2 separate regions of the Mus musculus genome follow, and region 2 is linked to region 1. Evidence: chromatin loops called from intact Hi-C (ENCODE). Cell type or tissue: left cerebral cortex. All regions are shown on one strand. Each heading gives the region's core, and the rest is flanking DNA. Links, peaks and the distances in the headings are about the cores only.

The links. Hi-C counts contacts between places; a loop is a spot of excess contacts. Peaks named below come from ENCODE experiments on the same cell type or tissue, not always from the same donor. Only the 100,000 strongest peaks of a DNase experiment are listed, where the experiment ranks them.
Region 2: it touches region 1 in a loop (7-fold over the local background); 7 of 42 quality-filtered maps call a loop at or near these places.

The regions. Positions count from the first base shown.
Region 1 is chr14:66,946,839-66,959,584 of GRCm38, forward strand. No RefSeq gene overlaps it. Among named protein-coding and RNA genes, the nearest start is that of Gm24258, 17 kb to the right of the region's middle. In left cerebral cortex, for the core only: CTCF peaks have their summits at 4,723 (motif pointing right), 6,480 (motif pointing left) and 8,691 (motif pointing right); DNase peaks (open chromatin) are centred at 3,349 and 6,479.
Region 2 is chr14:66,791,672-66,804,417 of GRCm38, forward strand. It overlaps Dpysl2 (dihydropyrimidinase-like 2), which reads right to left. Exons shown (of 14, transcript NM_001378767.1): 14 at 11,193-12,746. It also overlaps the pseudogene Gm9130. Among named protein-coding and RNA genes, the nearest start is that of Gm5464, 71 kb to the right of the region's middle. In left cerebral cortex, for the core only: a CTCF peak has its summit at 4,822 (motif pointing right); a DNase peak (open chromatin) is centred at 4,834.

The DNA of each region.
Region 1 (12,746 bases), core at 1,712-9,711:
CTGGTATAGTGACAGACAAGTAGACCAATGGAATAGAATTGAAGACCCAGAAATGAACCCACACACCTATGGTCATTTGATCTTCGACAAGGGAGCTAAAACCATCCAGTGGAAGAAAGACAGCATTTTCAACAAATGGTGCTGGCACAACTGGTTGTTATCATGTAGAAGAATGTGAATCAATCCATTCCTATCTCCTTATACTAAGGTCAAATCTAAGTGGATCAAGGAACTTCACATAAAACCAGAGACACTGAAACCTATAGATGAGAAAGTGGGGAAAAGCCTCGAAGATATGGGTACAGGGGAAAAATTCCTGAATAGAACAGCAATGGCTTGTGCTGTAAGATCGAGGATTGACAAATGGGACCTCATGAAACTGCAAAGCTTCTGTAAGGCAAAAGACACTGTCAATAAGACAAAAAGGCCACCAACAGATTGGGAAAGGATCTTTACCTATCTTAAATCAGATAAGGGACTAATATCCAATATATATAAAGAACTCAAGAGGGTGGACTCCAGAAAATCAAATAACCCCCTTAAAAGATGGGGCTCAGAGCTAAACAAAGAATTCTCACCCGAGGAATACCGAATGGCTGAGAAGCACCTGAAAAAATGTTCAACATCCTTAATCATCAGAGAAATGCAAATCAAAACAACCCTGAGATTCCATCTCACACCAGTCAGAATGGCTAAGATCAAAAATTCAGGTGACAGCAGATGCTGGCGAGGATGTGGAGAAAGAGAAACACTCCTCCATTGTTGGTGGGATTGCAAGCTTGTACAACCACTCTGGAAATCAGTCTGGTGTTTCTTCAGAAAATTGGACATAGTACTACTGGAGGATCCCGCAATACCTCTCCTGGGCATATATCCAGAAGATGTCCTGACCGGTAAGAAGGACACATGCTCCACTATGTTCATAGCAGCCTTATTTATAATAGCCAGAAGTTGGAAAGAACCCAGATGCCCCTCAACAGAGGAATGGATACAAAAAATGTGGTACATTTACACAATGGAGTACTACTCAGCTATTAAAAAGAATGAATTTGTGAAATTCCTAGGCAAATGGTTGGACCTGGAGGGCATCATCCTGAGTGAGGTAACACAATCACAAAAGAACTCAAATGATATGTACTCACTGATAAGTGGATATTAGCCCAGAAACTTAGTATAGCGAGATATAAGGTACAATTTGCAAAACACATGAAAATGAAGAACAAAGACCAAAGGGTGGACACTTTGCCCCTTCTCAGAATTGGAAACAATCACCCATGGAAGGAGTTACAGAGACAAAGTTTGGAGCTGAGACAAAAGGATGGACCATCTAGAGACTGCCATATCCAGGGATCCATCCCATAATTAGCCTCCAAATGATGACACCATTGCATACACTAGCAAACGTTTGTTGCAAGGACCGTGATATAGCTGTCTCTTGTGAGACTAGGCCGGGGCCTAGCAAACACAGAAGTGGATGCTCACAGTCAACTATTGGATGGATCACAGGGCCCCCAATGGAGGAGCTAGAGAAAGTATCCAAGGAGCTAAAGAGATCTGCAACCCTGTAGGTGCAACATTATGAACTAACCAGTACCCCGGAGCTCTTGACTCTAGCTGCATATGTATCAAAAGATGGCCTAGTCGGCCATCACTGGAATGAGAGGCCCATTGGACAGGCAAACTTTATATGCCCCAGTACAGGGGAACGCCAGGGCCAAAAAATGGGAATGGGTGGGTAGGGGAGTGGGAGGGGGAGGATGTGGGGGACTTTTGGGATAGCATTGGAAATGTAATTGAGGAAAATACGTAATTAAAAAAAAGCAAAACATAGTGGGTCAACAGACAGGGATCTGGCTGCTGTTCACAGTACCAAGCAAGAAGGTGCCCCCCACTGCCATGCGGTGTAGCCAGGAGGTAGGCTGGGAGGCAGAAGGGACACACGGAGAGGCAGACAGGCATGCAGCAGGCTTGGCACTTGCTTATGAGTGGCTAGGCTGGAAGAATGGTGCCCTCAAATGTAAGAGTCCCATAAAGGAAGTGTCAGGCATGGCTGGTGTGTATGGGAAGGGCACGCTCCCAAGGGTGTTCTTTATTATCTGATGGCAGCTGGCTCACACAGGGAGGGCATCAAGGACTCAGGCGAGTTGTCAGAGCATGAGAAGTTTTAAAAGTCTGCTTTCTACAGGGGCTCAGTGTCTGACAAGCATACATGGCCAGTGATGGATGCCGAGCCTTCCTGAACTGCCAAGATGCTGAATCTTTCCAGAGCTCCACCAGGAGAGACTGGGGAGGCCCCAGACTCCAGCTCTGCCTGGAACCAAGCTCCTAGATTCAGTGAGACTCAGTTTCTACTTCCTGATTGTGTGGGCAGCTTAGACATGCTAAAGGCCTTCGTGACACAAGCCAGGGGTGGAGGCCTAAGCCTGTAACACCAGCAGGCAGTGGCCTGAGGCAGGAGAATAGAGTTTGAGGAGGACCCGGGCAAGATCTTGCCTCAAAAATAAAAATAAAAATGAGGAGCTGGCAATGTCAGCTGAGGGTCATCAGGCAAGGGCAGTGCCCCCCCCCCCCAAGGCTGCTTGCCAGAGCTTGATTCCCTAGAACCCACAGGGCAGAAGGGGAGCTGACTCTCAAAAGTTGTCCTCTGGCCTCCACAAACATTCACGGCTCCTTTCCTCATACAAAATGAATAAACAAATAAATGTTAAAAATAAGAAGAAAAAGAAAAGGAAGGGAGGGAGGGAGGGAGGGAGGGAGGAAGGAAGGAAGGAAGGAAGGAAGGAAGGAAGGAAGGAAGGAAGGAAGGAAGGAAGGAAGGAAGGAAGGAAACCAAAATGGTGGTTGCAATACTTACTGGCTTCAGCAGTTTTCCACAAGGAGGTGGACTCTGCCAGCCTAAGGCCCGTCTGTCTGAGTGACAAGAGGCCAGTGCTCATGTCTCACTCGGCCACCTCTGCAAGCTGGAATGATTTACCTCAGCAGTTCCATTTTTCAAGGAATAATAGTAATAAATAGTACCTGCCCCACCTACTGGAGACCACATGATGCCGACTGGAAGGCACTCACGTGTTCCACAGAAACCGTAAGTGTGGTGAATGCCTCCACTTCTAGAAGCTTCTCCTAGCCTTCATTTCTCTCTGGGCGGCATTAGCACTTTCACAGGCTTGGAATACAGGATTTAATAAATCTTATCTGACTTTTGAGGGGCCAGGAGCCCCCAGCTGTCACCTGGGCTGCACGTCTTATGAAGAGTGGCAGATGGCAAACGTGCGTGGGAGCAGCTGCGAGACGTCACACGTCACTAGGGAGGCACAGATGGAAGCCACCGCAGGGACCAGGGTACACACACCTCTTAGAATGGCTGACATCCAAGGTTCTGACGGTCACAAGCAAGGGTGGGGCGGCAGGAGCTCTCTCCTCTGCTGCTCGCTTTGAGGAAGACTGGCCTGAAGACAGCTCTGCAGCTCTGTACAAAACTAAACAGTCCGACCCAGCACGACTCAGGAGTCACACTCAGATACATCTGCTAGAAACCATGTCCACACACAAAGCTGCACACAGATGCTTACAGGGGGTGTATTTATTTCACTAAAAAGGGGAAGTGAACGGACAAACCCTACAATGTCTGAGTCTATTATCACAGGGACTGTCCAGAAGGGCAAAACCTTGGAACAATAAACCATCAGGGCGTGGCACGGCCTTGAGGTGAGATGTAGGCACGGCAGGTGCACTGGAGGGGTTTTTAGGGCAGGGAAACAACTCTGTATGACACTGTAATGATGAACAATTGTTGTCACACATCTGTCAAGACCCAGCAAACCGGCATAGCGCAGCACGGACCTAATGTAAAACTATGAAGCTCAAATGATGGTGCGCCGATATTGGCCCATAAGTGGAAAACAATGTACACTATTAAGGCGAGATGTTACCAACAGGCCAGACATAGGGGTGTTTGCCCAGATTCCCAACCTCTGGGGAGTCAGGAAGATCAGTGGTGTTCAGAAGTTCAAGTCTAGCCTTGGCAACACAGTGAGACCCTGTTCTGTTCATGAAAAACAAGGCTGGCAAGAAGACTCAGCTGGTAAGGGTGCTGTCACTTTGCCTGATGTCCTGAGTTTGAGCTCTAGAACCCATAAAGCGAAAGGAGAGGCGCATTCTCGCTCAGACTCAGTGTATGCGCATGCGCGCACCATGCCCGGAAGCTAACTTTCTGATGTCAGGTTTCTCCTACCGTGGGTCCTAGGGAGGCTTGGGTCTGGCCACGGTGCTTTGCCGGTTGGGCACATCACTGGACTGCCTTCCTAGCGTTTACAAGGATTTGTTGGCAGTTTCCTTTGCAGCGCCTCACATGTGTCTTTGCTTTGCATGCTGGATTCTGAACCCTGGTAGGTCGTGGAGAGGCTCTCTGGTCTGGGCTCTAAATGCCACCGTTTGGGCGTCCACTCTTTGTCTAGTTCGGGAAGTTGCCGCTCTGACTTTACTGAGCAGACTCTGCCTCCTGGTTTTAGCACAGCTCCTGTAGGCTGGTCTGTCTCTGATCGCTTCATCACAGCTCAGCTTCTTTTCGGATGCTGACACTTGAACTCCGAATTTCCTCAACTCCATCCACCATTTTTTTTTTTTTTTTAAATAAAATGTTCAAATCTCTTTTTTAAAAAAAGATTTATTTATTTATTTTATGAGGATGAGTACACTGTAGCTGTCTTCAGACAAACCAGAAGAGGGCACCAGATCCCATTGCAGATGGTTGTGAGCGACCATGTGGTTGCTGGGAATTGAACACAGGACCTCTGGAAGAGCAATCAGTGCTCTTAAACGCTGAGCCGTCTCTCCAGCCCTCCATTCTCCATCTTAACGTTCTTTCTTCTGCTTGGTTCAGGATGTTCGTCTACCACGAGTGACTGTGTTGGTTTGTTTTGTTTTTTTGGTTTTTTTCCCCCTTCAAAATTTTCATTTCCAACACTTCTGTTTTGTTTTCAGACTCTAATGTTCTTTGTTGAATTTTCCTGCCATGCTGCTAACTAGTGCATACATACTGACTCTCTCGTCCATTTGCTGACATTTCCTTCCATGAGCCTGACCGTCTTCTCTGGGTCCTGGATTCAGCCCACCTGTTGTCTGTATCCTCTGGAGTCACTGGTCAGTCTTACAAGTAAACGTCTGAAACCTGTGTCTCTTGCCTACCTTGGTGGCTTTGAATTCAGTGACTGGAGAGTTGGGCTCTTTTGAAGGGTCATGTTACCTGGCTTTTCCACACGCTTCTGTCCTGTGACTTTGTTAGTGGGACCTCTCTTCCAGCTTTTTTGGGGAATCTTCCTGTGAGCAGTCTAGTCTAGAGGGCTGAATCCCCAACGCTGCTCAGAGCAAAGAAAGAAAACTATTGTAACAAGGATCTCAAACCCTGCAACATACAGAATGACTGAAAAGCAGTTAGAGCCCCAAGCAGGACCAAAACTGATCTAAGCCTGGAAATGTCTAACGCAATGCAGAATGAGCTGTCAGGTTAGAAAGTTAGAGCAAATGCGGGGACAGTCAATGAGAGGAAGGAAAGACGTAGAAAGAAGGAAGGACAACAGGAGAGCAAGTTAAAGAGGGAAGAGAGAAACGAAGCAGAGCAGAATGCTTTGAAGAGCAAGAACGAGGAGTAAGAGATGATAAAAACAGATTAGCATAAGATCTCCCAGTAATTAGAAAGCTTAAAAAACAAAATCACACCCATGTAAGAAGAGGAATAAAAATTTTAAATGCTAGATTTTAAAAAAAAATGAAACTAATAAGATAAGTCAAAACAGCTGTGGCGGGCGGGGGGGGGGGAGCTAAGATTCTATTCTGCACATAGTTTTCTGTGCAGTTATAACTGTGTGAGAGGGAGAAACTGCCCGTAAGTATTGCAGCAGGGGACTCAAATAAACTTTTTTGAGAATTGGGAGTGGGGTAAAAAATTTGTCCAGTAACAAGAAAAAACTGCATGAGGGCTGGAGAGATGGCACAATGGTTGAGACCATTTCCTGCTCTTCCAGAGGACTTGGGTTTAATTCTCAACATGGCAGCTCACAACCATCTATAACTCCAAATGTCCTCTTCTGGCCTCCACAGCCAATGGGCATGGATGTGGTACACAGACATAAGTGCAAGCAAAACACTTACACACATAAAATAAAATTTTTAAAAAAGGGAATCTTTTTTTTAACTTGGAAAAGAAAAGTGAATTGACAAGATTGAGCTATAAAAGGGCATAAAGAATAAAACCACGTATTAATTGTTTTGACACAATAAAGTAAAAATACTACTAAAAACAGTTAAAAATAAAATGGGAGAAGAGGAAAGAAGAAACTAGCGAGGAGCATCAGCCCAACTGTGCACTTTGCCCTTTCTGCAGTCATTGCCTCTACTGAGCCACTACCCTGCAGATCTGATGGCTCCCGGAGTCGCCTCCTCTTTATGGCTTGCCTTCTTTGTACACTGGGGGCCTCTGCTGGCCACACGTAGCTTTGCAGTGTGGGAGCTGAGCAGGTGTCTGTGCTCCAGGACAGCCTGACTGTAAGCAGCCCCTGGGGTAGTTCATGTTCTAGCTGTGGGGTGTATCCTGAGTATACACTCCAGTGGGAGAGCAACCACAGCGCTGAGATATGTTCAAGCCGAGACCCCGTCCTCATGGCTCACAACTCGCCAAGTACAGATCTCCCTGGGCCGAGGTCAGCGGTAGGTATAGAGTATTATACCTATATAGGTTGTATAGGTAGGTATAGAGTATAGGTGACTCTGGGAGTTGACCTACCTGCTAACCTCTGGCTGAGGGTTGTCAAGTCAAGAGTTTTCTCTGCTGATGGCCACTGCTTGCTAAGCTCTTCTCTGTGCCTCCTGCCCCTGTGCGTCTCAGCCTAGTTTCTTTTCAGTGTTACCTGTGTCTTCCTGTTTGTGTACACTCCCCCCCCTTTGCCGGGTGTATGTGTGCACTCACATTCGCGTATGTATGTGCATGCATATTTGTGTGTGACTTCATGTGATATGTCACAGTGCACGTGTGAGGATCACTTACCAGCTTGGGGTTGGTTCATACTTTCCACACTGTGTGATACACAGTGCTTGCTCGCTGGTGCCTAGCTGGCCCACACACTTCCAGGGATTCCCTTGTGGCTGCCTACCATCTTGCCTTGGGAGTTCTTCAATTACAGAAGCACTGTGGTGTCCTGCTTTGTGTGGGTACCGGGATCCAAACTCAAGTCTTCACACTTGCACAGAAAGTGATTAACCCACTGAGCCATCTCCCTAGCTAGATGCCGTTGGTCTCATGCCAATTCTTTGCCTCACCCAGCTTCCATGGAGACTCTTCTTCATATATGTGTGTGTGTATATATATATTCTTTTATTAGATATTTTCCTTATTTACATTTCAAATGTTATCCCCTTTCCAGGTCTCCCTTCTGGAAACCCCCTATCCCATCCCTCCTCCCCTGCCTCTATGAGGGTGCTCCCTCACCCACCCACTCCCACCTTCCTGCCCTGGCATTCCTCTACACTGGGGCATCCAACTCCCTCAGACCTAGGGCTGCTCCTCCCACTGATGTCCAACAAGGCCATCCTCTGCCACATATGTAGCCAGAGCCATGGGTACCTCCATGTGTTGGTTGGTGGTCCAGTCCCCAGGAGCTCCAGGGGATCTGGCAGATTGACACTGTTGCTCCCTGCATGGGGCTGTAAATCCCCCAACCCCTGCACCTAGCTCCTTCAGTCCCTTCTCCAACTCCTCTATCGGTCCAATGGTTGGCTGCGAGCATCCACCCCTGTATGTCAGGCTCTGGCAGAGACTCTCGGGAGACAGCCATATCAGGCTCCCATCAGCAAGCACTTCCCGGCATCCACAATAGCATAATAGTGTCTGGGTTTGGTGACTGAATATGGGATGGACCCCCAGGATGTAGAGAAAGTGGAACACTCCTCCATTGCTGGAGGGATTGCAAGCTGGTACAACCACTCTGGAAATCAGTCTGGTGGTTCCTCAGATAATTGGACATAGTATTACCGGAGGATCCAGCAATACCTCTCCTGGGCATATACCCAGAAGATGCTCCAACTTGTAATAAGGACACATGCTCCACTATGTTCATAGCAGTCATATTTATAATAGAAGCTGGAAACAACCCAGATATCCCTCAACAGAGGAATGGATACAGAAAATGTGATACATTTACACAATGGAGTACTACTCAGCTATTAAAAACATTGACTTCATGAAATTCGAAGGCAAATGGATAGAACTTGAAAATATCATCCTGAGTGAGGTAACCCAATCACAAAAGAACACACATGGTATGCACTCACTGATAACTGGACATTTGCCCAAAAGTTCAGAATATCCAAGTTTCAATTCACAGACCACATGAAGCCCAAGAAGAAGGAAGACCAAAGTGTGGATGCTTCAGTCCTTCTTAGAAGGGGGAACAAAATACTCACAGGAGGAAATATGGAGACAAAGTATGGAACAGAGCTGAAGGACAGGCCATCCAGAGACTGGAGACTCTTCTTAACAGCACTTATGAAAGTCTTGCTCTAGAGGACCTATCGGTGAGGCTACTTGTCCATGGACAACAGGCTAACCTGCAGAGCCTGACTGCTCTCTGTGATAAAGCAATTTACTGCCCTCTTAACATAAGCAAGGGCCTTTTCCCCTACACATCCTCGCCAGCAGGAGGAGCAAGAGCACCCCACTGTTTTATTCTTACTCACTGGATTACTGGCTCAGTAGCTTCTCTTGGACGTTTACTGCAGTAGAAAATAACAGTTTCGTCTCCCTTCAATGCTATCCTTACTTATCCTTATCTTTTCTCAGGATTGGTCTCTGTTTACATTTTAGGCAGCTTTGTTCTTCCCTAGTCTGTGTGCTTCGGACTATATAAGTGCACTGGCTACTGTTTTGCCCTTGAGCAGAGGTTTTGATATGTAACAACTGTCGTGACTTTATTTCTAAGTAATTCAATTTTAAGTCCCCCTGCCCCGTCAATTGGTAGGAGCTTTTATTTCATATTCATTTGTTGCTTTATATACTTGTTACTTTAAACAACTCAAAAGTATACACTAATAAAAAAATCAAGACAATCTCTCATTCGTGTGGCTAAATATAAAAATTTCATGTTTACCTCCAACTCTTTTTACAAGAAGCAAACACTACGAATTCTTATAGGCTTGTTCATAAATTACTCTGGACATTGTCATTATTATTCGTTGTTACTTGCTGTTATTTGGTTGTGATCATCCTGCATTTTTAGAATTGAGATTTTCTTTGATATCTGGTGATCAATTTCTTTTTTAAAAAAAGATTTATTTTTATTTATGTGTATGTATGCGTGTGCATACGGAGGGGTGCCCAAGGCCAGAGAGGGCATCAGATCCCCTGGAATGGGAGTTACAGATGACAGGCACAGTGGGCGTGCTGGGGAATATACTAACCCTGGTCTTCTGGAAGAGAACCTGTGTCCCAACCACTGAGAGATCTCCATGGCCCCAGGAGGTATAGTTTTAAAAATAGATTTTTAAAAAACTTGTAATTTTAATCTTGAATTCTATTTTTGTCCGGTCTGAACAATATTTCCTTAAAAGATCCTTTTCATACAATTTAAATTTTTTATATTTATTTCTTTGCCACGCTGGGGAAACCCCAAAGCTGTGCCCACGTAGTTAAGAACTCTTCGTCTGAGCTTCACACCGAGCTTCCATCAACTGACAAATATAAATTATAGGGTACATACTTATGGGGTACCATGTGACATTCTGATGCATGATAATGTGAGGTACCTTGTCATGTGTGATGTAGACTTTTTCTACAGCCAGATACTCTTGGATTTCAGAGAGGCATTTAAGAAAACATTTAACCTCACTTCCATTTATTGAGATTCCTGGTGTGGTTAGCACATTCCTAATTTTCTTTTATGTTTGATTCTTACTGTACTTTTCTCTCCCTCTTTTCTGACTTTTGTCAGATTACGGTGCTCTTCTAATGACTTGGACGTTCTGTGTTACGGTTCCAGTTTTGTGCTGGTACCCTCTCACTTTAAACTCCGGGGTGTTTTGTTTTAAATCAGGATCTAGCGATGATCAAACTATGCCCATCCTCTTGGATACCCTGCCTGGGGGTGACAGGGAACCGAGCATCCTGAGCAAAGATGCTGTGCCCGCCAGTGTGGTTCTCAGCCGCATTCGACAAAATGAAAAGAGAAAGAACCAGGAGTCAGGCAGCAGGTTTGCCTTCTGGCTCACAAGTGGGGTCCTGGTGGCCAGGAGCCAGGAACCACCAGGAGGCTACGGGAATTACCAAGGCCCAAACTGAGGACAGGCCATAAGTTACTTGTTTTAACATGGCCTGGGAAGCGTGACTGAGAGGAAATGACTGTTGAGAAGAAGGGTTTTCCCTCACAGCATGTCACCGGGGGCCATCTGGTCGGGAGGCAGAGAGAAATGGAGGCAGGGAGCTTTACTGTGGTTAAGTGGGAAAAGCAGCACGCACTGAGGACTGGCAAGCCTTGGCAGCTTTGTCCACTGCTGCCTGGGGCCTGGCCTAGTGATGATTAGGGCAGAGCTGGATAACCACCAGTGAGGGGGCACTGGGTGATGGGGATACGGACTTTGGATCAACTGGTTTGAAAGTTGAAATCCAAACCTTTTGGATTGTCTCTAGGGAGCAGCTGGCCCCGAGAAGAACAGTCTTTCAGGATCATCAAGGCCCCAGATGGAGCACCATCCAGAAATAAGAAGGCAGTTACTATAAAAGTCTCATTAAAGTGGGAAGGCTGACGAGGACACAGGGGCAGGCAAAGATGCTGCAAAAACGGAGTAAAAACTGGCTGTGGTAGGGGCCTACTGTACTGGCTGGTTTTGTGTGTCAACTTGACACAGGCTGGAGTTATCACAGAGAAAGGAGCTTCTGTTGGGAGCCGCGCCCAGTTGGGGAAATGGCTCCATGAGATCCAGCTGTAAGGCATTTTCTCAATTAGTGATCAATGGGGGAGGGCCCCTTGTGGGTGGTGCCATCCCTGGCTGGTAGTCTTGGGTTCTATAAGAAAGCAAGCTGAGCAAGCCAGGGGAAGCAAGCTGGTAAGGAACATCCCTCCATGGCCTCTGCCTCAGCTCCTGCTTCCTGACCTGCTTGAGTTCAGTCCTGACTTCCTTTAGTGATGAACAGCAATGTGAAAGTGTAAGCTGAATAAACCCTTTCCTCCCCAACTTGCTTCTTGGTCATGATGTTTGTGCAGGAATAGAAACCCTGACTAAGACACCCACTTATTCTCTAAAAGGGATCTTGGGAAATAGTAAGCCCACAGGGGCTGAGAAGATGGTCCTGTTGGTCCTGCATGCCTCGTAAGCACAAGGACCCGAGTTCACCCCCAGGAGCCCAAATAATAGGAAAACAGAAGTGCTGGTGTGTGTTTGTAATCCCAGCTCCAGAGAGGCAGACAAGTGGATCCCTGGGGCTTACTGGCAAGCTGACCAAGCCTAACTGGTGAGACTCAGAGCAGCGAGAGACCCTGCCAAAACCCAGAATGGCTAAGTCATGAGGAATGGCCCAGGCTTGAACTCTGACTTCCACATGTAGACAGGCACCTACACACACACATACAGACACACACCACCACCACCACCACCACCACCACCACACACACACACACACACACACACACACACACACACACAAAGCAGGCCACAAAAGACCAAACTCAGCTCCCCCCACCTCAGGTCACATAATAGTAATATTAATAGTGACAGTAATAGTAACACAAGAACAAATATTTCCAAAAGAGTTGTTATTGTTGTTATTTTGGGTCTTGGTTGGTTGGTTTTTCGAGACAGGGTTTCCTTGTGTAGCTCTAGCTGTCTTGGAATTCTATCTGTACACTAGCTGGCCTTGAACCCAAGAAATTTGTCTGCCTCTGAGTGCTGGGATTAAACGCCACCACCCGGCTACAAAGGGCATTCTTACTTAGTGGATTTACACAGAAAATCTCACGAATAAGGGCAACTTGCATCACACTGAACAGTCACTCTTAGAAGCTCATCTCCATTTTGATGAACAAAACCACAAAAAGATCTGAGCTGAACTAGAAAAGTCCAGCCCGGTTGGCCCGCTCCTCCATGTGCTGATGCTTGCTTTCCGTTCTGCAGTTGATGGAGCCAGCTCCCCCTGCTGGCGAGCTTCCAGGAGAAGCAGGAGACAGGCTGCCCAGCCTGCAGAAACTCACACAGGACAACAGAGAGCATGCCCCTTGAAGGCTTCCACTCAGCCTAGTCCTGCTGAGACATTAAACAAAGTTCACAGTGACAGGAAGCTAAGGCTGCTGAGAGCCCACATCTGACCTCACTGAAAACAAGTGCCATCCTCTGAGATGCCAGAGACGCTGCTGTCCCTCCTCTTTGGCAGCTGTATTTTGTTGCAGAGTAAAGACATTCTGAATTCTGGGATGGCTGGAACTCATAGAGGGCAAGAGCAAGGATGGCTATGCCTTCTGGGCTTCCCATCCTGTTACCAGAGTTACGGTGCTTAGAGCCTGGGACATGGTGGACTCTAACAAGCTAGGCTCCATCATCTGTCATCAACAGGTTAGTTAAAGACACAGTTAACAGGGAAAAGCAGAAAAAGGAGATGAATCCAATATGACTGTCTTACTCGAGGTTTCTATTCCTGCACAAAACATCATGTTTTGTTGGGGAGGAAAGGGTTTATTCAGCCTACACCTCCACAGTACTGTTCATCACTA
Region 2 (12,746 bases), core at 1,648-9,647, 160 kb before region 1:
ACCTACATTTAAATTCTTAGTAGCATTGCATGCATCCTGTTAAGAGAACAAGTTGAGACTCTGAGCCAAACGGCTTGATGCATTCGATGACTTCTTAGCTGTACAACCCAGTTCTGGATCAAACAAGGTCCCTGAACGCCAGTTTTTTGTTTTGTTTTGTTGGTGGTGGTGGTTTGTTTTGTTTGTTTGTTTGTTTGTTTGATCCCACAGCTAGGAGCTGCTGGCCCCAGAGCAGCGGAAATCTCATGCGCGCTGGCTGTCTTCCTCTCAGGCTCGTGCAATGCCGCCATCTACAGGCAAATGGCACACACTGCACAGCCAAGGGCCATTCGTTCTGAATTCCCTAATCAACACCTCTCACTTCTGTCCACCAGGTCTCTGTGAAAGTGAAATTAAAGGCACCAGGCAAAGGGCTGTTGTTCTCCGGATGACCTTGAGGGCTAAGATGCTCATTCTGGAAACCCGGGAAGTGCCAGTATTTCTGTTTTTCGATAGCACACTGTTTTATAAGGTAAACCCCTGGACACTTAGCACCTGTTAGTGGAAGAAACTGTTAAGTGCTTTCGGGCAAGGAATAAAACGTGTTTCTGTCCTCAAGGATCTGATAGTCACATATAAAATAGAATGAGATCATGTGACTGCTAAACACCCACTAGACCTGGAGAGCAAAGGCTAATGATATCCCCTGGAAACTTCCTATGTCTGGCATGCGTCCTGGAACATTTTATAAGCCAACTCATCTGGACCTCACATGGCCGCCGCCCTTCAGAAGGCAAAGCTGAGAGCTTCCGTGAGCATCCTGCACCCTCAGCTCAGAGCTAGGCTAGCAGTGAGCAAGAACATAGACCGGTTTTTGCTACAAAGCATTGACTCCTCATCAGGTAACCAAATGCGGGGTGCAATCCAGTGTCTGACTCCTCTACTCTCGGGCTACCTGTATAGCTCTGCACATGGATATGTCAATCACTTAAGGACTGTCTGTCTAGCCTCACTTCACCCCCCTTCCAGTCTGAAAACAGGGGTCAGTTATTATCCTAAACGTTCAGTCACCTTGAACCTCTCAGGACAGACTGCTCCTTACAACTTCCCAGAGAACAACCATCAAGTAGAGCAAGCCTGCATCCTGAAATAAACATCTCCTAAGAGCCAGACTGATCCCCCTACGTGATGATAAATATCAGGACTCCTTTCAACCATTCTGAAGAACCTGAACTGGAACAGTGGCCAGGCAGACAATGCATGACGGTGACCATACACACCTCTTGCCCCTTCCCCCAATTCTTCTTCTAAGTTTAAACCTCAAGAACCTTCATGAGAGACTTGGGGCAACGCTGAACTTCTAGATGCGTTCCTCTTCCCACAGTGACCACAGCAATAGATCTCCTAACCTGGCTTCTTCCATTACACATCTCTTTCACTGGCATAGTATAGCGAGTGGCCCACTCTAGCCTCTTGGGTTTGCACATCCATGCACTGCCACAGAGCCCATGCCCATCCACACTGTCTCCGTTAGGGTTTCCATTGTTGTGATTGACACCAGGACCAAGGGAACTCTTATAAAGGACAGCGTTTAATTGGGGCTGGCTTACAGGTTCAGTCCAGTATCATCAAGGCAGGAACATGACAGCATCCAGGCAGGCATGGTGCAGGAGGAACTGAGAGTTCTACATCTTCATCTGAAGGCTGCTTGGGGAAGACTAGAAGCTAGAAGAAGTGTCTCAGAGCCCACCCCTACAGTGACACTTTCTCAAACAAGGCCACACTTACTCCAATAAGGCCATGACTCCTAATAATATCACTCAAACAATGACACACAGTGACTTTAGCAAAAAAAAAAAAAATGTCCAAGGCGGAACCCATGCATTTCAAACTTTGTCATTTACTGGGAACATAAGACTCGAGTTAGAGAAATGGCTCAGCAGTTACTAGTCTTCATTGCCTTTATAGAAAGCCTGGATTCAGCTGCCAGCACCCACATTGAGTGGCTTATAGCCACTTGTAATTTCAATGCTGACATCATCTTCTGACCTCTCTGGGCACCAGCACACATGGAGTGTTTATACATACATGCAGGCACTCACACATACACATAAAATAAAAATATTTTTTAAAAAGCTTTTGGAAGGCTTGACTCTTATTTAGGCTGTTTCCAAACCCATATTTAGAGATCACACTACCTGCCTTTCTTCGCCATGTTGACATTATTAGTACTCATGTAATCATTAGCTACAACTGATGGTAGCAGATACAGAGACCCAAAGCCAAACACTAGGCAAAGCCAAGGGAACTCCACAGAAGGGGAGGGAGGAAGGATTGTAGAAGCCAGAGGGGCCAAGGACACTAGGAGAACACAGTCCACAGAGTCAACTAAGCAGGACTCATAGAGGCTCACAGAGACTGAAGCCACAACCACAGAGCCTGCCTGGATCTGAGCTAGGCCCTCTACATGCATGTATAGTTCGGTGTCCTTGGAGGACTCCTAACAGTGTGAGCAGGGTGCCTCTGACTATTGCCTGGTCTTGGGACCCTTTTCTTTCTATTGGTTTATCTTGCCCAGTCTTGACATGAGGGTTTGTGTCTGGTCTTATTGTAACTTGTTACACCATGTTTGGTTGATATCCCTAGGAGGAGGCTTGCTCTTTCTTTTTTTAAAGAAACAGAGGAGGGGGGGTGGATCTGGGGGTGGGGAAAGTCAGGGGAGGCTGGGAGGAGAGGAGGGAGGGGAAATTTTGGTCGGGATGTAGTATATAGGAGAAAATGATCATTAGCCACTAAGACAAATGGAGGAATAGAGGACGGTATTGCAAGCAGATACTCTGGGGTTGAAATCCACAGAGATGTGTAACTGGCTCCAGGGTCTCAGAGCTCTCAGTCTACCACAAGGAATAACTCACCTCACTGGTCAGCAGGCGATAACACCCATATCTCACCCTTCATCTTTCTCTCAGGTGTGATTCCATCAGTTGAGACTTTTCTTGTTTTTCTCCTGAAGTCTCTAAACCAAGCCTCTCCCCTCTCCTCTAAATTCAAGGCATTGTCTTCATCCTGCCAAGCTCTTGAGCTAGCAAATGACATTGAACGTGACCTTTGCTCATCATTTAAGATGGATCTCTCTATTTGTTAAAGCAAAACACCTACAAAATAGGAAGAGGATACATATATCATCTCCTGGTTGGGCCACTTCTCAAGGCATGAGCCAAAGCATTAAGTTGCCAAAAGATACCTTTTACCTAGGCAGAAGATAGTGTGTTGTTTCTTTGTGATAAAATAACCTGGCAAAAGCAACTGAGAAAACGTGGATACATTTAGACTAACTGCAATTTAGAAAAAGTGGACTCACGCTAAGAGTTCCCTTCACTAGTTTTGTTCTACCCTATCTCTGATATTTAGTGATGGCTATCAACCACACAGAATCTAGAATTATCCTGCCGATTGTGCCCTCTGGCCATGCCTACAAAGAATTATCTTTATCATGTTATATGATCTAGGAAGACCCAGGCTAAAAGTAGGCAGCACCAATCCACATTTTCTGGCATGGTGACTGTCCCTAGCAGTTGTTGTACAAAGGTGGTGGTATCGGAAGGAGACTTTATTAGTGATGTTTCTGTACGAGAACACCTGAGAAAATCAATTTAAGGGGGAAAAGGGAGTTTATTGGGGCTTATGGTTTGAGGGTACAGTCTGTGGTGACAGGGAAGGAGGGCATGATGACAGGAGGCAGCTGGTCATATGGTGCTTGCAGCCAGGAAACAGAGCAATAAACTCTGGTGCCCAGTTGTCTTTCTTCTTTTTCTCCCCCTTTTCCCTATAGTCTGAGCTTCCAGTTCACAGGATCATTGTCATTCACAGTTGAGCATGAGTAATCTCACTTCAAATAGATCTCCAGGGAAATAAATGCCTGCAAAGAGAGCCCCTGGGGTATGTCTTCTAGATGATTCCAAATCCTCTCAAGTTGACTATGAGATTGACCATCACGTGACCTGTTAGAAAGTCCATAGCTCACTGAAGGTAAGATCTAGTTCACTCACACACACACACACACACACACACACACACACACACACACACATACACACACTCATACACACTATCTTAATTAGGGTTTTACTGCTGTGGAAAGACACTATGACCAAGACAACTCTTATAAAGGAAAGCATTTCATTGGAGCTGGCTTTCAGTTCCAGAGGTTCAGTCCATTATTATCCTGATGGGAAGCATGGCAGCTTGCAGGCAGACATGATGCTGGAGGAGCCAAGAGTTCTACCCCTAGATCTGAAGGGAGTCGTGAGGAGACTGGATCCCACATTAGGTGGAGCTTGAGCATAGGAAACCTCAAAGCCCATCCCCACAGTGACACACATCCTCCAACAAGACCACACCTACTCCAACAAGGCCATACCTCCTAATAGTGCCACTCCCTGTGGGCCAAGTATTCAAACACATGAGTGTATGGGGTCCAAACCTATTCAACCAGCACAGATGCTATAGTCAGGGCAGTCCTTCAGGACCATGGGGAAGGCTTAGGTTGGAGAAAATTATGAGACCTGTACAGAAAGTTAAAACGCCTATCACTTGATCCTGTGGGTACAGGGAAAGAAAGCTATGGGTGGCTAATGCGGCTGGAGATCATAGAATGGAAGGTGTGAGTAGGAGGGATAAAGAAGTCTTCCTTCCCACCAGTGAGATGGAACACTACGCTCCACGGAGGGCTTGACCTTCTCTTCCTGTCCCTACTTTTGATGAAGCCACCCAGGACTACATCCCCAGCCTCCTCATTACCGATTTTAATACATAAGAGGAAAGATGCATCTCTTCCCAGCCCAGCAGAGGGTGCACAACATCACAGAGTGGTGAGGAAGAGCAGCCCTTTCTCCCCTAGACATCTCCAGATGGGTGACAAAGGCATCTATGGAGTGACAGGAAAGGCCAAGCAAGATGACCCTCAGAAAGGGAAGGCTTGGGAGATGGCTTAGTCACTAAAGTGCTTGTTGTCTAAGCATCCGGGCTTGAGTTCAGTACCCAGAACCTGTGTAAAAAGCCTTGTGATTCTGGTGCTGAGGAGACCAAGACAGGAGGCTCCTCAGGGCTGGCTGGACAACCTAGCAAACATAGCTTAATCAGAGGGCTCCCAGCCAATGGGACATCCTCTCTCAAAGTGGGAGGAAAAAGGATAGATGACATTCTGAGGAATGATACCTGTCATGGTTTGTATATTCTTGGACCAGGGAGTGGCACCATTTGAAGGTGTGGCCTTGTTGGAATAGGTGTGTCACTGTGAGTGTGGGCATAAGATCCTCACCCTAGTTGCCTGGAAGTCAGTCTTCCACTAGCAGCCTTTGGATGAAGATGTAGAACTCTCAGCTCCTCCTGCACCATGCCTGCCTGGGTGCTGCCATGCTCCCACCTTGATGGTAATGGACTGAACCTCTGAACCTGTAAGCCAGCCCCAACTAAATGTTGGTTTTTTTATAAGACTTGCTGTGGTCACGGTGTCTGTTCACAGCAGTAAAACTCTAACTAAGACAATACCCAAGATTGGCTTCTGAGCTCATGCACACATGTGCACACAAGTAAGCACACATACACACAGAGACAGAGACACAGGGGAAGAGAGAGAGAGAAAAGGGGGGAGGGGAGGGGGAGGGGGAGGGAGAGGGAGAGGGAGGGAGGGAGGGAGAGAGAGAGAGAGAGAGAGAGAGAGAGAGAGAGAGAGAGAGAGAGAGAGAGAGAGAGAAAGAGAAAGAGAAAGAGAGAAAGAGGAAAAGAGAAGAAAACCAGACACTACATCTGGGGTCCACTTAGAAGAAGTATAAAGTAAACAAAGATTTTGAGTGCATCCAGAGCACATTCAGTTGTGTGTGTGTGTGTGTGTGTGTGTGTGTGTGATATGATCCTTGTAAAATGATGACTAAAATTATGTATATATTAATACAGGAAATGGGCTGAAGAGATGGCTCAGGAGTTAAGAGCACTGGCTGCTCTTCCAGAGGTCCTGAGTTCAACTCCAGAAACCACATGGCGGCTCACAACCATCTGTCATGGGATCCAATACCCTCTTCTGGTGTGTCTGAAAGCAACCAAGGTGTATTCACATATATAAAATAAATACAACTTATCATTATGGTAGCAGTTATTCTCTAACCAGCTGTTTTCCAAATAAAGACTCGGAGACCTTTTCGATTTATTTTTTTTCCTGGTACTGGTACTTTATGTCTTTGTGTACATTAGGCCATGAATTCATATGGAATGGGCTCCAACAGCTCAGGCTCTTTTCTGTTAGTCCTCACAAAGTGTGCTTCTCTGGGTGGCGCAGGCTGGCGCTTCAGCTGCACCCAGGTGCCCTTCTCTTTGGCTTCCTATTTCTTCTGGTCGTTCTCCTTCACCCGCTTCAGGAAGCTGCCTCTGCTCTTTGAGTGCTCGATGTGCTCAATCCGCACATTGATCCTCTTGGCCAGAATTTTGCCCTTAACTTGCTTGTTGACAATGATGCCCACGGCATGCTGGGTGACATTGTAAACTCTTCCGGTTTTGCCGTGGTAGCACTTATGGGGCATTCCTTTTTGAACAGTGCCTATTCCCCTGATGTCTACAATATCATCCTTCTTGTAGATTCGCATGTATGTGGCCAAAGGAACAACGCCATGTTTCCTAAAAGGCCTAGAGAACATGTACCGGGTGCCTCTCCTCTTTCCCTTTGTGTTCGTCATTTTGGTGAGTTACTGGAAGATGGTTGTGGCGACCTGACCTTTTCGATTTATAACCAGCCTTATAGCTTTACAGCTGGGCAGGTATTAACCCTATAAGCTACCTTGTCTGATTCCCTGACAAAGTCCCCATGAACACTTTCATCTGTTCTGTTTGTGCTGCTCTTGCTTCGTCGGGCCATCCCTCACAACCAGATGGCCCATATTACCCCATGTTGACTTTCTTCTTCCTGTCCCCTTCTCTCCCCTTGTGGTCCCTACATGAGACCCCAACCCTGGGAACCTTTGCCCCATCTGCCTAGCTACAGGCTGTCAGCAACTTTTATTAGCCAATTAGAGGTCATTGCAGGTAAGCTTTACACAACCAAGGCTGTGTACCTGAGAATCTGCTCATCTTGAGGCCACCAGATCTTGGGATACAGGATTTAGCATTTGAATACATAGCAGTGAACCAAACCCTAATCGGCCATGGACAAGGTCATGGCTGGTGTACTATAGAGCTGTCTTCTCTCTTCCTACTGAACAAGTCAAGATGGCTGGAGGTCCTGTGTGGAACGATGGGTTTGTTAGGACAAAGCTAGTTTCTGTATCTGTAAAAGCAATGAGGCTTAACAGTCAAAGTTAATCACACAAACCTGTCATGTATTATTTAATCATAAGACTTTATAAACCCTGGCCCTTGGTCTTCCCCAGCCCTTACAGTGTTCCTCTCATGAGCCTTCAGACTATGTGTAGCCTTGAGCCAAAGCTGGGCTTCCTCCAGCATTAGTGAAGCCCTGGTGCTCAGGGCTCCCATCATCTGTCATCTCCTGTAGGCACCATCCCTCTCCTGGTGCTCAGGGCTCTCCTTGTCTGTCACTCAGTGGGCACCAGCCCTCTTCTGGTGCTCAGGGCTTCCCCCTTTTGTCACTCAGTGGGCACCAGTCCCTTTCAGTTGCTCAGGGCTCTCCTCATCTGTCATCCTGTGGGCCCTAGCCTTATCCTGGCACTAAAGCTTAACCAACTAACAAGACATTTAGTATCTAGGTCACTTTGCCCTTTTCAAATATTATTTTTGCAAAGGATTCTCGTAGACATTATTTTACCTACAGCCCGAGGTCCTTGTAGGAATTAATTGCGTGTAACTTGTGTATATATACACATCGTTTTTTTTTTTCTACCATCCCATCACGCTTTTCCCAAAGCTTCTTTGTAAAACTGAACATCTTCAAAATACTACTTTCCTGACAACTCTCATCATCTCCTAGGTTACCATTACCCTGGATTTTTGAGTGTAGTACACACTGTCTGGACTCCTGACTAGCGTCTACATATGTATGAATATGTATGGTGTGGTCATCCCACACACTCTGTGCTTGCCCATGTTTTCCTCACGCTGGATGACCTGCACAGTCTGTTTCCCTGGTGCTCTCCACCCTCTGGCCCCCACCCTTCTGAGCAGGAGCATTCTCATAAGAGATCGTGGATGACAGCAATTGGATATACACCTGTTGCTTGCTTTATGCATTAAGCAATGCAGCCTTCCCCTCTTTAAGTGCTTCTCAGACAGTTAGCCAGAGAGGGGTGTGTTTTCTGTATCTATTATGGATCCATTTTGAATTCTTCTTTCCTTTCCATTGACTACTTTATTTATATTGCTGTCTCTCTTAATTGATCATTTATAAGGCTTTACATCGAGAAAGTCCAGTTTGCTGTTTTCGTTTTTTCTTTTCTCCATTTAGATTTTCTGGATTGGGTGGAATGGCGTGTGCTTATAATTTCAGCATTCAGGAGACTGAAGAAGAAGAATCATGAGTTCAAGGCTAGGCTGAGAGACCTAGGGAAACAGTGCTTCCAAAAAGCAAATATATTTGAAGAGTGGAGGGATGGCTCGGTGGTTATGTGGTTAAGAGAACTTGCTGTTCTTGCAGAGAACCCAGGTTCAATTCCCAGTACCTCCTGCATGATGGCTCACAATCAACTGTCACTACAACTCCAGGGGATCTGATACCTTCTTCTGGTCTTCTTGGGCATGTTTTGCAATATTAAATTACAAATACACATAATATTATATATTATTAATAATTATATATTATTATAATATATTGTGCAAATATATTATTAGTAATAGTTATACATTATATTACATAAATGTGTATTGTATATACATATATATGTATATATTCCATATATATGTGTGTATATATATATGTGTGTGTGTGTGTGTGTATATATATATATATATGTGTGTGTGTGTGTGTGTGTGTGTGTGTATATGTGTATATATATTTATTTATTTATTTATTTCTGGGACACTGACTTGACTCTGAGCTGTACACTCCCTTATCTATTTGCCAGCCCAATGTCACCTACTTCATGACTTTTTGCAAAGATGAGCTCAGTTAAGGGGCACAGAGGTCTTACATAGCACAGCACCTGGTGTGTCATAATGAATGTTAGCTGTCAGCCCTGTGCCTTTAACCAACAGATTGTTTGGAAACAGAGGATGCCATCTCCAACAACCTCCTCCAATCTTCAACAGCTTCTACAATCTACCAATCTAGACCTTGGGTGATTACAAATCATTTCTTGATGTTTAGTTCTTTGGAAAGACATGGGGGACACTGTTGCTGGCAGTCTCCTGGTGTCCCTTTGTACCGCTCTGCTCCATCCACACTTCTTTCCTGGCTTGTGGTTCACCAAAGAGTGAGGAAAGCTGGGGAATGAACCCAGAGACCATTGCCAGGTCCCATACTGAGAGCTAGGTTTTCTCAATCCACTCCTGCTCAGTAGCGTCGTGGAGTGGATCCCCATGCCAGCTGATGGGAGAAGAGACAGCTGTGCTCTGCTAAGAGAATGCAGGCTACAGAACCTTGCTTGCCTGAGGATGGAGCCTTCTGCTCAGGGCAGTGTGAGGCTTGAGCACATCCTCCAAGCTGGCATGACTTAGATATGTCCTAGCATTTCCCTTCTGGCCTCTTTGGGCTTTCATGCATGTGTCTAGACTAAAGCATACCAACAGTGACATGGCTGACTGGACTTAACCATGCCACCAGCTACCTGGGCCACCTTCAGGTATGGTGGAAAATCCCTCCTCTAGCTTATCTCTTGCCATTCAAGAGGAGTGGCCGACAGTTGATGAGATGCTATCATCCAGAGCATGGACTTCAAGCTGGGATACCTGGATCGCTTTAAGTCCCTGCTCAAGAAGAACCACCTCCCAGGGCCTGCATGGGCCTCTCTGGGGTCTATCCTGCAAAACCTGACCCCCAAGGGGTTGAGTAGACTGTGGACTTGAAAGTTACAAGGTGCACAGGCCCTTCTTTGTGTGGAGGGCGTCTGGGGAATGATGGGATGAATGCGAGGTCGTCATTGTTCTCACGTGGGTTCCTCGTGGTTGAAGAAGAGTTGATGCTCCCCCTTCCCACATGCCTGACCACAAAGCCACCCCCCACACTCTACTTTATGGCTCCTAGAAGAAGCCAGGCCTTTCCTTCTGGAAGCAGACTCTCTTTTATTTCACCCTTAACCAGGCTCAATGTTGTAACTAGCCATCATAGGTCATGCCGAGTGTGTGAAGGATCCAAGCAGCTATCTCTTGGTCTAAGCCACTTGGGGCCTCCTGCTTTCCTGTCTTCTTGCCTTAAGGATGACGTCATCTTTTTCTTTTCTTTTCTTTTCTTTTCTTTTCTTTTCTTTTCTTTTCTTTTTTAAGGGATGATCTCATTATGTCACCCAGTCTCTCCTCGCCCTCCGGAATGCTTGGCATTTGCCCCTGTGAATCACCAGGCTGGGCCTGTGTAATTCTGTGTGTTGCCTCATATACAGTTTAGACAATAATAAATAGTGATAATAATGATAGGATGTTGTGGGGTGGGGGTAAACCATCCCTAACATATGATAGGCACAAGATGCCCAAAGCACACATCTTCTTCATTCAGAACCAACAGCACTCAAAGCAAGGAACTGTGCAAACTGATACCCAGAAACCCAGCCTGACTCTCACCCCCACCAGCATCCTCCATCCTGAGCTGATGATGGAAGCCTAGGCCTTGGTCCTGGTTTCGACAGCACCTCCACTGAGGTGTCGGGACACTCTAGGCAATCTCTTTCTCCCCTGCACCCATGTAGTGAGAAGATTTCCCAGAGTAAACACATGAGAAGCAAGCCCAGCACCTCGACTAAAACCCCACCTCGCCTTCTGTGGCCCCACTTGAACCCCAGGTTCAAATTTGGCTTGGCACTCCGGGATGCTCACTGCCTTTCCGGGATGGGGTTTTAAGACACTGATGATCCTCAGCCTCCGTGGTCCTCATCCCCCAGGAATGGCACTACATGGGTTGAGAATTCATCCTGTAGCCAGGATACTCACAGGAACCTGGGATGAGCATGGGGGTGAGCACTCATGGGCTGGACCAAGCCCAAGGCTAAGCCAGGCCAGGGCTTCCCCATGCATCACGTCAGAGGAGAGGCCGACACACTGTGGGAGTCTCAATACAGACACACCTCTGAAACAACCACATTTTGCTTTATTGGGTGTTCCGTGGTAATATAACACAGACTTCTTAAGGAATAATAAACACGAGACTTGTATTTTACCATAATTATTTTGCCATTAAGACAGTGGTTACAAAAAATAAAACAAAAATTAAAAGAAAAAAAGTACCTTTCTGGCTACACACATGATCAGCTTTAGCACTGAAAGGTCCCCCCTCATGGGTCACAATCACAGGTTCAAGGGTTCAAAACCATCTAGCGGTAAATCCTACAATGATTTAGAGCATCAAGTCACTGCAGTTATTCAGTTCTGAGACACTGTTGACTTAGTTTAGCATTTACATATGACATTCATTTAACAGACACAGAAAGCGAGCCAACGGGTAAACATGCTTACACGGACTGCGGAAATCTTCAGGTTTAAAACTGTTGTGTTGTATTGTGTTGTGTTGTGTTTTTAAGAAAATGACCAAAAACAACCAAAAGGGCCACGGCCCCATACAAGAAACATCAGGAGTAAATGGTGAAGAGCTGCAAGTTTCTCAGAATCCAAACAAATAAACAGGGAGAAAAAAAAAGTGGTTTCTGGTGTTCAAATTTCCTCTCTAAGTGCAGGTAAAAAAAAAAAAAGAGCAAATATATTAAGTCAACCAATTTTTAAAAGTGCAATTTACCTTTAAAACAACAAAATTAACAACAAACCCAAAATCCCAACCCTTAACCCCCAAAGACAAAACGTGTGGACACTCAAGGAATCACGAATTTTTTTTGATGCTCTGCTTCATACCAGCAGACTGGAATCATAAAAGCCTATGAGGTCAACCTAACACTGCTTGCAGACTGGAGTCATAAAAGCCTATGGACCTAACACTGCTTACAGGGACCTGTAAACACATCTGGAAAGAAATATGACAGAAGTCAGCAAGTACAGAAAGAAGCCAGCTAGTGAAGACCTGTCACTGTGACAGGAAGAGGAAGGGTGACAGATAGGAGGTGACATGGTCTCTAAGAGGCGATGTGATCTCTAAGCGGGCTATGCGTTCAGTGTGTACAGTTTTCTTCCCATGAGATATTGTTTCCCAAAATAGGGTTGTCCCTCTTGTAAAAGACTTGAAGTCTAAGTATCCCAAAGATTTCTACCTTCCACCACCATGTTAGACCTTTTGAGAAAAAAAAAAAAAAAAAAAACTGTACAGAAAAAAAAAAAAAGTTCCCCCACCACAACACACACACTGAGAAGTCCCAACATTCTAGAATCCCCAAAGACACTTCCTGACAAAGGCTGGAAGGGGCTCCTCCACAGAGAGAATGGCCCCATCTTGGCTGGCTCCGCCACAGGGAGACTGGTCTCAGCTTGGGGGCTGGGTTTACAGATTTGACTGGAAACTGTCACTTCTACAGCCTAACTCCTCATCTTTCCACCACATGTGACTCTATTCTTGGCCCACATGTGACAATATTGGTGACATAATCGGGGCCATTCCTGTGTCTGGCAAGCCTCAAGCTCAGCCACCTCCTAGTGATGGGAATTGGATAGCACCAATCTTAACAGAAACTAGGATAGCA